Linked DNA regions of Homo sapiens: regions 2 and 3 are each linked to region 1. Evidence: chromatin contacts called from ENCODE Hi-C or POLR2A ChIA-PET data. All regions are on one chromosome and are shown on one strand. Each heading gives the region's core, a stretch centred on a gene start or an enhancer-like site at or near the end of the contact. The rest is flanking DNA. Distances are from core to core; before and after follow the strand shown.

Region 1 (4,615 bases), core at 656-3,155:
GCAGCTCAAACCCTTGTTGTTCCCAGGTCAACTGTATATCCAGAGCTTATAGGAAAATACCTCTCCCAGTAACCCTGCTCACCATTTCTCTCTTAAGCTATTATTATGATTAGCCACGGTTTGCTATTTAAATTTAAATTTAAATAAAAATGTGGCCTTTCAGTTATGCTAGCCACATTTAAAGTGCTCAATAGCCATATGTGGCTAATGGTTACTATTTCGGACAGCACATATTTAGAACATTCCCATCATTTCAGAAATTTTCATTGGGAACACTCTGCGGAAAAAGGGGGCCATCATAATGTGAGTCCATCTTCTGGAAAAATCCTGGGAAGGGGACAAAGGAGGTCTGTTTGGCATTGTGTAATGGTAATTTGGTATTTAATTTTCAAAAATGTTTACCCAATTCCTATTCATCAGCCAGGTGTGGTGGCTCTTGCCTGTAATCCCAGCACTCTGGGAGGCCGAGGTGGGAGGACTGCTGCAGCCCAGGAGTTTGAGACCAGCCTGGGTAATAATAGGGAGATCCTGTTTCTACAAAACACCAAAAACAAAACAACAACTTTGATGTTGTGGAGTCAGGACAGTCCTGGGTTAAAACCTTTGCTCTCCTTAGCTGTGTAAACCGTGGGTCTCAGCTTTCTTATCTGTTAACGGTAGGTACTTCTTCCTAGGGCTGTTTTGAGGATTAAGTGAAAGTCCAAGATTGTGTCTGGCACACAGTAGCTTCTCAGCAAATGTTTTCCTCCTATGTCAGGGAATGGCTCCTTTATCCCGTTTTGGGCCCATGGGTGGCCCTGAAGGGTGGGTGCTCAGGTGTTAAGTTCTGTAGATGGCATATCCTTGGGAAAAGCAAGGCAATTAAAAACAGTGAGAGGTTGCTCTGGTTAAGTTTTCTCCTATAACTTTCCCCATGGGTCAATTGGGTAGAATCTGCCATTTTCCTAATACTTACTGATGGTAGTGGCATTCGGAAGCACAATAGCTGAAGCCGGAGCTCTGAGTGGAGAGAAAGGTCTGTTTCTCAGGCCCAAAAAGAGGTTACACACCCATGGCTGTCCAGTTTGGTGGTGCAGGCCCTGAAATCAGACCAAACTGGATTTAAATCCCCAAACCTATACTCTAAGCTATGTGACCTTGGGCTAGATACTTCACCTCTCTGGCCTTATGAAGTAGGAATAATAATAATACCGTCTAGGTTGTTAGGAGTATTAAATGAGGTAAAGCACTGAAAACGTTTAGGGACTGTGTTAAATCATTAAATAAATAAAAACGGGGATGACCTTATCGGCTTGACACAGGGGATTAAATGAGATAATATATGAAGACAAGTACACGGCAAATGCTTAATTAATGTTGCTTATTTTTATGTCTGCAAACTGACTTAAAGGGGAGGCCTTTAAGAAAGACAGTGGGGCAATTTGCGCGTTGATGCATTGTAGGAGAAAATGTGCAGGGGGCCCGTTGGGACCAGAGTTCAACCAGGTAAGCGGCAGAAAACCACAAATACCTCCAGGCGTTCCTGGGGCAGCGCCGCCTCCCCAAAATCACGCAAAACTTGGTTTGCTAAGAATTGTCAGCTCTTCTAAAGGAGGCGCTTCACGCATCTCAGTCTGTGAAATGGGACCCAGGACCCAGGTAGAGGTGCGTTCTCGGCCTGGGGACCGAGTATTTTGTGCGCTCCGGTAACGCAGGAAGACAGCGCCACTGACACTCTAGAGACCAGCGGGCACCGCCTGGAGGCGCCTTCACCACTTGGCGGTTCCGGGTCCGCGCCCCACCGCGCCACAAGACTCACGCCCGAACCACGTGATCAGGGCCGTGGCTCCGCCCCGCTCCCGCGCCGCGCGCCGCTTCCGGTAGGGGCGGAAAGCGGAAGTGTGGGAGGGTCTGCGGGGCGGGCTCAGGAGGTCCGCGGGAGGATGGAGCAGTGAGCGGGTCTGGGCGGCTGCTGGCAGCGCCATGGAGACGGTACAGCTGAGGAACCCGCCGCGCCGGTGAGGGGCCACTGGCTAAGAGGACGGGCATGGGGTCAGGGGAAGAAAAGGCGGGAACTGGTTGAGGGGATACACCTGTGTGGGAGTCCCCGGAGCTAAGCGACCCAGCCGATGGGGCACCTGCTGAGTGAGGGGGGGGACGTCTGGTGGGTGAGGGTCCGGCTGAGGGGAGCATCTGCTAAGGAGGTTAGACTTGGGACCGGTTAGAGGGAGCACTCGCTGTGGTGAGACTGTGCTGAGGAACGTGGGGACAAGTTAGGGAGAGTACCTGCTGAGGCCGGGCCACTCGGGGGAACGCTATCCAAGCAGGGACTCACGGAGGTGGGGGCGAATGCTGAAGCAGGGTGAGAATCTGTGAGGGATCTCTTTAAGGGGGTGGATCGAGAACTGGCCAAGAGGAAGGCCGGGTGGACTTTCTAAGGGTCTGAAGTCCCACTTGAGGGGTGCGGTGGGGGGATCTGTGGAGGGGAAAAGCTTTGCGCCTAAGGCTGAAAGCATGCGAGGAAAGGTTGAGGGTCTAGCAAGGGAGGGGATGGTGGAGGGTAGCATTTCAGAGGATGCTGTTGGTGGTGTCCCCACTGTAGGATGGCATCTTTTATTACTGATGTTCAGTGTCTTCCTAATGGTCTTCACATCCTCCTCAGCTCTTCAGAACCTGACATTGGGAGGTAGGTAAGGAAATAAGAGGATATTTTCGAGATGGGGAGACTGAGGTCCAGAGTAGTTGGGAAGTGTTTCCTTCTTTACTCCGGGTCACTGAACCCTGCCAGTCTGTGCCCTTTTCAGGCCTCAGTTGTTTTGTGAATATCAGCACCAAATCCTAGTGGTACCTGGAATTGCTTTAGTTCAAGATCAGGATGGTGGCTGATCCTAGAAAATCTCAACTCCTGGATTTCCCTTGTGGACATCCCGGGTCTTTTGCCACTCTACCACATCTGGAGAAAAGTAGGGACTAGAGACCGAAGGAGTCATGCTTCTCTGAGGTTCAGTGTGGTTACTTCTATTTCACAGAGACGTCTGACTTCCTGCAGCAGAATGAGCTCTAAAGAAGGAAGTGTTCAGGGTGTGGAAGTGCAGGGCAACCAAGAGGTGAAGAGAAGGGATTGACTGCCTGGGCAGCACTCTTAGGGGTTGTTTGAGCTTGGGGATGTTTGAGGTGCACAAACATTGCAGAAGGCAAATAGGTGGTTGGGATGGGCTTTGGATTCACCCTAGCGTAGTGTGCTGAGACTGTAATAGTAATGATTATTACACTCATATTGCACTTACCGGGTGCCAGGCACTGTTCTAAGTGCTTTCCATGTGTCCTGCTGAAGCATATGAAATTGCTGATATTTGACCATTTTTGAACCATAAAAACCTCATTTGAACTCATTTGAACCTCACAACAATCCTGTGTGGTAGATATCCCTATATGTCTGTTTTACAGATGATAAAACTGAGATACAGAGGGTAGTGATTTGCTGGGAGAAGTCATAGCAAGTAAGAGACAGAGCTAGGATTTTAATGTCTATGGGGTCTGGTCCAAAGTCCATGTTCTTTTTTTTTTTTTGAGACGGAGTCTCACTCTGTCGCCCAGTCTGAAGTGCAGTGGCGCAATCTCGGCTCACTGCTACTTCCGCCTTCTGGGTTCAAGCGATTCTCCTGCCTCAGCCTCCTGTGTAACTGGGACCACAGGTGCGTGCCACCACGCCTGGCTAATTTTTTGTAGTTTTAGTAGAGACGGGGTTTCACCGTGTTAGCCAGGATGGTCTCTATCTCCTGACCTCGTGATCCGCCCACCTTGGCTTCTCAAAGTGGTGGGATTACAGGCGTGAGCCACCGGGCCCGGCCATGCTCTTAACTGCCTCACTCTGATGCCTCTCTAAAAGTACCCCTGTTTCACAGGTCTCTGTGTATGTTAGCAGATATTTACTATAGTACCATAGTGATCCAATTATGAATGCACACTAGTTATGTTTCTTTCTGAACTATGTTCGTTCGTTCTTCTTGGTTTCTTTCTCCGAGGCCTTGGTTTAATTGAAAAGAGGATTAGGAATCTGAGTTTTGTTTCCCCCTTTGCCTTGTCTTACATAATCTTGAGCAAAGGACTAAAGTTTCTTGGCATGCTCATTCCTGTACCTTTTGGATTTTAAAAAATGTATTAAAAGCACAAGAGAAGAGCATTGCAGGACTGGGTTCTGAAGTGGCTGGTGATTCCCAGCTCATTGTAACTAGTAGATTGCCTAATTTGAAGCAGATCAATTTTATTATCACGTGTATCAGTTTATCAGGACAAGACAAAGTGTCATGGAGTGGGTGGTTTAAGCAACGTAAATTTATTCTCTCACTGTTCTGAAGGCTAGAGATCTGAAATCAAGGCATTGTCAGAGTTGTTTCTTTTGACGCCTTTGCTTGACTCGTAGATGGCCATCTCCCTGTGTCTCCATGTTCTTCCTTCTGTACCTGTCAGTGTCCTAATCTCCTCTTATAAGGACACCAGTCATACTGGATTAGGGCATGCCCATATGACCTCATTTTATCTTAATTACCTCTTTAAAGGCCTTGTCTCCAAATACAGTCACATTCTTAGGTGGTGGGTATTAGGACTTCAGCATATGAATTGGGGTAAGCTGGGG
Region 2 (4,615 bases), core at 1-2,500, 950 kb after region 1:
CTGGTCCTGCTTCCTTCTTGGCCCCCTCTACATTTTCAAGGCCACGCCCATCTGCCTGGTCCCGCCTATGATGACTGGCTTGGCCTTTATCTTTTCGGCCCCATCCGGTTTCTTAAGTCTTGCCTCATCGATTTGGCCACGCCCCATCCCACTCAGCCTCCAGTCTCCCGAGACCCTGAGATTTCTCGGGCCCCGCCTCCACCGCCGAGGCCCCGCCCCGGATCGCGAGGCCCCGCCCCCCACTTACTCAGAGATGTTGTAGTAGAAGTGGCCTTCTTTGCCCCGCAGGTCCGGAATGGTGATAGTCTCCAGCTCTTGCTCCAGAAAGCGCAGCCCCTCCTGCTTCACTGAAGCAGCAGAGAAACCCTTACTTAGCTCCCGTGCCCACTGTTGGGGCGACCCCAACCCCGTCCGCTCCCGTCCGTCCCTGTCTGCCCCTGCGCCTTACCCAGCTCCAGCGCCTTGGAGGTGACGCGGATCTTGCAGCCTGGGAACTCTGCATGTGCGCCTGCCAGCAGCGCTAGGAAGAGGGCCCCGAAGAGGGCCATGGCGAGCGGGCCTGGGGGTGGGGTGGGGTCGCAGGAGTTATCTGAGCCGCTTAAACCCATTCCTTGGACGTCCAACCATAAGTGGGAACTAGCCTGGATCGTTACCCTCCAGATAACTCTTCGGGGAACTTGGAACCAATAATCTTGCCTCCATATGGCAGATGTGGAAACTGAGGCTCAGAGAGGCGATGCGACTTGCGTTCTGGCTCCCAGAGGATTTGGGACACGGGGGAGGGGACGTTCCCAGTTCCCTCGTGCTACCGCCGCGTGATGAGTTTGGACCTCCAGGGGACCAGCCCCCACACCCCCAACAACCTCCCCTTTCCTTTAGCGGTGGGCCCATGCAGGCTTGCACGTTGCCACGGCAACGACTGCACGCGCATTCTTGGAGGGTGGCTTGCGGTCTCCTAGGCCTCGCGCCCGGGGAGGAGAGGAGGTGGCCGACCAGACCGTGGGCTCCCGGGTCTCCCGGCTCCCTCAGGTCCTAAATCTCTCCCATTAGAGATTCTGCCTGGAGCCCCCATGTTAGCGTTCTCCTTCATCGGCTCTCCTCCCCACGCCGGCTTCAGTGCACCACGCGGCTCGGCGAGGGACTGGGAACGGGATAGGGACGCGCCCCAACTCACTCAGCGGTGGAGCTGGGGGGCGGCGCGGTCACGTGGGATGGCGGGCAGCTCAGGGGATCCGGGCGACGGGGTCTGGCGGGCAGGGTTGTTCCAGCCGCCTTTATAAAGCCGGCCTCCCCGACCCCTCCTCCTCTCTGCAGCTCTCCCCTCCTCCCTTGGGGGCTGGGAGGGGACGGGGCGGGACGCTGGCAGCCGGGAGAGTGGAAAAGGCTGCACAGAGCCCCGTGACAAGCCCGGCCGCTGTCTGGACAAGTGGGAGACCCAAGCCCAGGGAGAGGGAAGGAAATGCAGGAGCCGGCCCACTCAGCCCCAACAATCCCACTTTGCTGGGACCTTGGTTCAAATTACAATTATCCATGTCTTCCTGCATGATCTTGGGCAAGTCACTTCACTTGGGTCACTGACCCTCAGTTTCTTCCTTCAGCGAAATGTGCACGATGATAGGAACTACCTCTTGGGCCTTTATTACAACCAGGTCCAGGCACAAAGTCAAGGAATATTTTTTCTTTCCCTGCCACCCACAATCATCTCGGGACCTCCTTGCCTGGCTTTGCTATGGGCCCCCCTACCTGTCTCTGTGTCACCACCTGGGGACCTTAAGGTCCCAGAGACCTTTCCCACTTGGGAAAGCAAGACTAGACAAGTGCTGTCAGCCCAGGAACATACCACACCGGCTGAAATCAGAAGGAGGTCTGCCATTTATCGTGGCTGGTGGATTGTTTTTTCTATTTTTTTTATTTTTATTTTTTGAGACGGAGTCTCGCTCTGTCCCCCAGGCTGGAGTGCAGTGGCGCGATCTCGGCTCCCTGCAAGCCCCGCCTCCCGGGTTCACGCCATTCTCCTGCCTCAGCCTCCCCAGCAGCTGGGGCTACAGGCGCACGCTGCCACGCCCGGCTAATTTTTTTTGTATTTTTAGTAGAGACGGGGTTTCACCGTGTTAGCCAGGATGGTCTCGATCTCCTGACCTTGTGATCCGCCCGCCTCGGCCTCCCAAAGTGCTGGGATTAAAGGCATGAGCCACCGCGCCCGGTCCACTGGTGGATTTTTTAATGAACCCTTGGAGCAAGGTGCTCTGAACAGCATCCCCGCCCCCACCCCCACCCCCACCTCCATCTACTGCTTACAGGGTTCCCGGACCCTAGGACAGGGCACAGAGTGGGTGCTTGCCACCTTTTTGTTGCCAAATGGACGAAAGAAAGGGGAAGCAATAATCATGTCTGCTGAGCATGTATTTAGCACCAAACACTCATCTAGGAAGGATGACTAACTCATCCTGATTTGCCTAGGACTTTCCCCATTGTGTCTTTTTTTTCTGATATAATCCACAGATTCACAAAAATAGTTCCATTTCCTTTTTTATTTAATTAATTAATTAATTTTTTTGAGACACAGTCGTGCTCTGTCACCAGGCTGCAGTGCGGTGGTGTGATCTTGGCTCACTGCAACCTCTGCCTCCTGGGTTCAAGTGATTCTCCTGCCTCAGCCTCCCAAGTAGCTGGGACTACAGCCATGTGCCACCACACCTGGCTAATTTTTGTATTTTTAGTGGAGACAGGGTTTTGCCATTTTGGCCAGGCTGGTCTTGAACTCCTGCCCTCAAGTGATCCGCCTGCCTTAGCCTCCCAAAGTGCTGGGATTACAGGTGTGACCCACCATGCCCAGCCTATTTATTTATTTTTATTTATTTATTTAAGATGGAGTTTCTCTCTTGTTGCCCAGGCTGGAGTGCAATGGCGCAATCTCGGCTCACTGCAACCTCCGCCTACCAGGTTCAAGCAATTCTCCTACCTCAGCCTCCCAAGTAGCTGGGATTACAGGCACCCACCACTACGCTCAGCTAATTTTTTGTATTTTTAGTAGAGATATGGTTTCGCTATGTTGGCCAGGCTGGTTTCGAACGCCTGACCTCAGGCAATCCACCTGCCTTGGCCTCCCAAAGTGCTGGGATTACAGGCGTGAGCCACCGCGCCCGGCCGCCTATTTATATTTTTAGAGACAGGGTCTTGCTCTGTTGCCCAGGCTGGAGTGCAGTGGTACAATCACGGCTCACTGAAGCCTCCACCTCTTGGGCTCAAGCGATCTTCCCACCTCAGCCTCCTGAGTAGCTAGGACTACAGGCAGGTGGTACCATGTCATGTCCAGCTAAGTTTTGTATTTTTTGTAGAGACAGGTCTCACCATGTTGCCCAGGCTGATCTTGAACTCCTGGACCCAAGTGATCCTCTTGCCTTGGGCTCCCAAAGTGCTGGGATTACAGGCGTGAGCCACACATCCAGCCATCCCCATTTTGAAACCATTCCTGGGAACCCACTCAGTCCCTGGGAAACCTTACAACTGGTCATCCGAATTCTAGGTAATTTATTTAACCTTAACAACCTGTCAGACTGGCACTATTATGAACCCTCTTTAACAGGAAGTAGAGGTTGAAGCAATTCTGTGGCTGCTATTAGGGAATCCGTAGACTGTTCATGGAAGAGTGGAAGGTGGGCTTTATAGCCCGGTAGTTATGTACTTAGACTCTTGTGTCTGACAGACAAGAGTTTACACCCCAGGTTGTCAGTTCTTAGGTGTATGACATTGATCCCTTGCTTAAGCACTCAGATCTTCAATTTCCTCATCCTAAAATGGAAACAATAATTTAAGGTTATTGCAAGAATAAATGGGCCTGGTACATGACACATCATTAGTGCCAAATAAATGCTAGCTATCTTAATTAGGGGCACATACCACGAGCAAACAAAGCAGAAAAGGTGTAGAGGGAGAACAGAGAAAGTGTTAAGAGTATCCAGAGGAGGAAGTATCTGTGTTCCTTTGAACTCTAGTAACCTTCCTAGAGCCTGGCTCAAGCAGAAAACCTGGTGGATGTTAGTTTTCTTTCCTCTTATTTCCTTTCTTTTCTTTTTTTTTTTTTGTGGGGTGGAGTCTCGCTCTGTCACCCAGGCTGGAGTGCAGTGGCACGATCTCGGCTCACTGCAACCTCCACCTCCCAGGTTCAAGTGATTCTCTTGCCTCAGCCTCCCGAGTAGCTGGGACTAGAGGCGCCTGCCACCATGCCCAGCTAATTTTTGTATTTTTAGAGACAGGGTTTCACCGTGTTGGCCAGGTTGGTCTCGAACTTCTGACCTCAGGTGATCCGCCCGCCTTGGCCTCCCGAAGTGCTGGGATTACAGGCATGAGCCAGTGCACCTGGCCCTTTTTTATTTTTTTTTAACAACAACAACAAAATACATTTTATTTATTTAAGATAGGGTCTCACCATGTGCTCAGGCTGATCTCCAACTCTCGGGCTCAAGCAATCCTCCCACCTCAGCCCCCCAAGTAGCTGGGACTACAGGTGTGCACCACCATACCTGGCTGTTTTCTCTTCTTTTCTTTCTTTTTTTCCCTCTTTTTTGAGAGAGGGTCTCATTCTGTTGCCCAGACTGCTGTGCAGTGGTGCAGT
Region 3 (4,615 bases), core at 2,116-4,615, 810 kb after region 1:
TGTGTGTGTGTGTGTGTGTGTGTGTGTGTGTTTCCAGCTGGGCGTGGTGGCTCACGCCTGTAATTCCAGCACTTTGGGAGGCCGAGACAGGCAGATCACGAGGTCAGGAGTTCAAGACCAGCCTGGTCAACATGATGAAAACCCATCTCTACTAAAAATACAAAAATTAGCTGGGCATGGTGGCGTGTGCCTGTAATCCCAGCTACTCAGGAGGCTGAGGCAGAAGAAACCCCAGAGGCAGAGGTTTCAGTGAGCCAAGATCACGCCACTACACTCTAGCCTGGGGTACAGACCAAGACTCTGTCTCAAAAAAAAAAAAAAAGAAAAAAAAGAAAAAAAAAAAAAATATATATATATATATATATATATATGTGTGTGTGTGTTTCCAACTAAGATTTCATTTGGGGCAGGGGAGAAGCTTTTTGTTAAAAATTAGATCTGAAAATCAGGATCTTGGGCAACTCCTTCATTTTACAGATAAAGAAATTTGGGCTCAAAAAGACGGGTTTGCTTACCTAAGGTCACAAAGCAAAACCTCAGCAGAATCAAGACCAAAAGCCACACTGTCTGTCTTCCAGCCCAAGTAGTTCCTACTGCCCCACAGTGCCTTCCCCCAGTTCTTTTAATGTCGACAGGGCCCCTCGGCCCTAGAAGAATGGGTTGCTTTGGGTTGGGGGACCAGAGGGACAGGAAGGATGAGAATCCTAGCTCCTCCCAGGAAGGGAAAGAGAAGCACTCTTCTCAGGAAACACTCAAGGATTTCTTCCCAAAAGAGCCAACATACCTCCCTCAATGTCTCCGAGGCAGGTGCGGCCACAGCCGGTGCTGCAGCATTTATGCCCCTGGGGACAGGATGCATCCCCATCACACAGCTCCTCACACGGAAGGGGGTCAGCGGGACATTCACCACCAAACTCTGCTACATAATCAAAGCATTGGAGCCCAGAGACGCTCACAATATGAAACACATTTTTCATTGTGTCCCATGTGTATGTTTATATATAGTTATATATTTATATACATATATAATGTAAATATTTATGTGTATCATGTATCTGCAATACATCTGATTTTTTTTAAGACAGGGTCTCACTGTGTTGCCCAGGCCAAAGTGCAGTGGCATAATCATAGCTCACTGCAGCCTCAAACTCCTGCATTCAAGGGATCCTCCCACCTCAGCCTCCTGAGTGGCTAGAACTACAGGCACATGCCATCATGCCTGGCTTATTTATTTATTTATTTTGTAGAGACAGGGTCTCACTGTATCACCCAGGCTAAAGTACAGTGGCACAATCATAGCTCATTGCAGCCTGAAACTCCTGTGCTCAAGGGATCCTCCCACCACAGCCTCCTGAGTACCTGGGACTAGAGGCACAAGCCACCAGGCCTGGGTAATTTTATTTATTTATTTTGTAGAGACAGAGTCTCACTATGTTCCCTAGGCTGATATCAAACTCCTGGCTCAAGTGATCCTCCCGCCTGAGCCTCCCAAAGTGCCAGGATTACAGGCGTGAGCCCCCCCACCCAGCCCACCCTGATATTTTATATTCTAGTTCTTATTTTTCCTAATTACTAAATTGCTTTCAGGACTCACAGTTTGAAAAACACTGTTCAGGTCTAACCCACTGTGGCCAACATTCTCCCTGAATTCTCCCTGTGGCAGACATTTACAATGGTGGCCTCCAGTGAACTTTACCTCCTGGGATTCAGGCCCTTTTGTAGTCCCCTTCCATACCTACTCTGGGTTTGACCATCTGACTTGCTTTGACCAATGGGACATTAGCAAATGTAATGTAAGCAGAGCCTTGATAAGCACTAGCATACTGGGGCTTGTCCACTCAGAATACTTCCTCTTGGAAACCAGCCGCCATGCTATAAAGCAGCTTGAACTACGCTATGGGATGATGAGATGCCCCATGGAGACAGAACCTAGAAGAGAGGTCATCCTGGACGTTGTGGCTCCAGTTGAGCTCCCTGCTAAGCTCCCAGATGAATGCAGCTAAATGAATGACCACAGCTACATCATGTGGGTATATGAACTGCCCAGCCAAGCTCAGGCAACCTACACAACTGTGAGAAAGAGTAACTATATTGCTTTAAGTCATGAAGTTTGGAGATGGTTTCTTATGCAGCAATAGATACTGGATACCAAGTTTATTCTGAGAGGCAACAGGTCCAGCTAAAATGATTTGTTTCCCCATACTCTCTTGCAACAAGGGGTGACCACAAACTAGGACATAAACTGGGAAACTTTTGTATTCCTGACACAGGGAATACCCCTTTCAAACTGCTCCCTCACTTCTTTCTTCTTCCAGTCCAAAGATAGACATTACACAGAGAGGCAGAGTAGCCTTCTTTCAATGAGGAGGCAACTCAGCATAACGAAATGGTCAAGAATTGCAAAGAGGTGTTGTATGAAAGGAGAGAAGGTTAGCACTCCCCTCGACAAGGATGGAAGAGGCCTTTGGGCCTGACAACATGCATATGGTTCAAGCATTGCCACCTACTTTGTGGCATCTAACCATCGTCTTTTAAAATAAATAAATAATAAAATGTAAATGTAAAAAAAAAAAAAGAATTGCAAAGGAGAAAGAGGGAAATAGTTTCATCCTTGTTAGCATCATGGAGCCACCATCCCAGCCTCAGGAATTCTTGTTATATGAGAAAAACAAACCCCTATATGATTAATTTTCTGTTGTGTGCAGCCAAACACATTTCCTATGAAAATAAACTCAGAGAAGAATCTTGCCCAGAACTACAGAGTGAGTCAGCAGCAAGGCAGGACAACACTCAGCCTCTTGATTTGCGGTAAAGTACTTTTTCTACTACACTATCCTTAAAACATGCAGGCAACTGGCCAGGGCCCCAGGCGCAGGCACACCCAAAGAAGGCCACATCCAAACCAAACCAATTCACCATGACTCATTCATCTTAGTGTTTATTTCAAGCTTCTTAAGTAAAGAGAAAGGTGACAGGCAATTAAAGATTTCGCAGAAAACCAAAGCAAGACTGGCCCAGTGCCTCTGAGTAGGAACAGGTAAGTATGATTGCATACAGCTGGCTCTGGGAAGTCTGCCATGATGGAAAAAGCAAGTATTGGAATCCAAGGAGAATACATGCAGCTAAACAACCCAGGCGTAGTAACCCTGTATCCTGAGATTTTCCTGAACAGCCCCTATTTCAAATATCCTGTGCTACTGTGAGATCACATCAAAACTATGTGTCCTGATTTTTGACTCAGAAAATGTGGTCACTGTAACCACCAAATGCATCTCCCTGCACCTCCCCACCTGCTTGACAAACACTGAAATCCATTTAACAAGGAACAAAAGCCTTCTATCTCACAGCTGAGAAGGCTGGGAGTAAAAATCTCCCTGGTGGAAAAACCCGGTGACATAAACATCTCATAAAATTATGCCATGTGCCCTAGAAACTGGGAGTGCCATACGTCCCAGATTTCACCATTTTGCTGAGCTTGACCTTGAGATGACCAATGCCAGGAGCTCTCTGCTACTCTCTGCCCTCGTCCTCAAGACCAGGCATGGAGCACTTACCTCTACCCTTTTCCAGGCCAGGCTTCCTGGAGGCCCAGAGGGTCACAGCACCTCGCTTTTGACCAGTGCCCAGCAATGCCACCCAGTCTGACACCCTGCCTTATATGAATCCCTGCCACGTGATCCCTTTCTCTCAGCTCTAACACCTGGAATTAATGGGGCCTCACTACCTCCAAGCCAGATTATGCTATCCTACTTAAGCTAGACAGCCTTTATACCTTTTTTTTTTTTTTTTTTTTTTTGAGACAGGGTCTCGCTTTGTCACCCAGGCTGGGGTGCAGTGCCGCAATGGTGGCTTACTGCAGCCTCAAACTCTTGAACTCCTGGGCTCAAGCAATCCTCCAACCTCAGCCTCCTGAGTAGCTGAACTATAGGCACACACTACCAGGCCCAGCTAATTATTTTTATTTTTTATAGAGACAGGGTCTCACTATGTTGACTAGGCTTGTTTTGACCTTCTGGCCTCAAGCAATCCTCCCGCCTCAGCCTCCCAAAGTGCTGACGTCACAGGCATGAGTTACCATGCCTGGCCCTTTGTACCTCTTTATACTGACCTGAAATCTGGCTGGGCCTTTTCCTATCCCCAGAGACCTTACAAAAACCTGGCGGATGCCATTCTTTCAGGCAGGATCCTCTGTCTTTCACGATCCTGGCTTTGCCATGCTAGGTAAGGTCAGTTCCTCATAAGACATGCTCCCTAATCACCTCACAATTAGCTTACCAGGAATCAGGAAGAGAAATAGGAACAGTAGCCAGAATGGGGATGACGGTTCCCCACCCTCTATCAGCACCCATCCCAAGACTCTAAGCTATCACCAAAAAAGGAGTGAAGCTGAAGCCCAGGAAATACTCACTCACAGTCTGTCCTGCTGCCTCAGCTCCAACCTGCCACTATGTCTGAGAGAAAGATGCCAGTTGTTGTTGGAAAAGTAAAATTTCAGCACTTCTTAACCCAAGAAGGGCCCTCTGAGCTAACAAACTTACTCCCCTTCTCTTGTAAATAGAGAGACAGACAACTAGAGAGAGGGATTGGCCTGAGGTCAATGGTAGCAGAACTGAGT

What was found. A loop is a pair of places that touch in the nucleus more often than their neighbours do. ChIA-PET counts read pairs that join two places held with the same protein, here RNA polymerase II (POLR2A). Pooled maps may share reads with other maps.
Region 2: a pooled map shows a loop between it and region 1 (5-fold over the local background). The contact joins the promoter of PLTP here to the promoter of STK4 in region 1. A Hi-C loop is called at or near these places in 2 of 37 single-sample maps with no recorded cell type and 2 of 50 pooled maps. POLR2A ChIA-PET finds 5 or more read pairs at or near these places in 1 of 52 experiments (activated B cell).
Region 3: a map of IMR-90 shows a loop between it and region 1 (4-fold over the local background). The contact joins the enhancer-like site here to the promoter of STK4 in region 1. A Hi-C loop is called at or near these places in 2 of 168 maps with a recorded cell type or tissue (IMR-90 and ascending aorta) and 6 of 50 pooled maps. POLR2A ChIA-PET finds 5 or more read pairs at or near these places in 1 of 52 experiments (activated B cell).

Annotation. Positions count from the first base shown.
Region 1 is chr20:44,964,607-44,969,221 of GRCh38, forward strand. It overlaps STK4 (serine/threonine kinase 4), which reads left to right and starts at 1,906. Exons shown (of 11, transcript NM_006282.5): 1 at 1,906-1,997. The coding sequence starts at 1,963. STK4-DT (STK4 divergent transcript) reads right to left here and starts at 1,852. Exons shown (of 3, transcript NR_038341.1): 1 at 1,511-1,852; 2 at 956-1,079; 3 at 1-842. RefSeq lists silencers at 1,731-1,980, 3,661-3,790 and an enhancer at 3,121-3,200.
Region 2 is chr20:45,910,905-45,915,519 of GRCh38, forward strand. It overlaps PLTP (phospholipid transfer protein), which reads right to left and starts at 1,251. Exons shown (of 16, transcript NM_006227.4): 1 at 1,175-1,251; 2 at 449-559; 3 at 248-347. The coding sequence starts at 548.
Region 3 is chr20:45,776,291-45,780,905 of GRCh38, forward strand. It overlaps WFDC3 (WAP four-disulfide core domain 3), which reads right to left. Exons shown (of 7, transcript NM_080614.2): 5 at 785-919. It also overlaps the pseudogene RNU6ATAC38P. Among named protein-coding and RNA genes, the nearest start is that of WFDC3, 13 kb to the right of the region's middle. RefSeq lists enhancers at 1,660-1,954, 3,650-4,150. Within about 2 kb of position 3,366, at least 23 of the 41 ENCODE cell types and tissues checked have a DNase peak (open chromatin) inside an H3K27ac peak, as active enhancers do; they include IMR-90 and ascending aorta, where a contact is called at or near this core.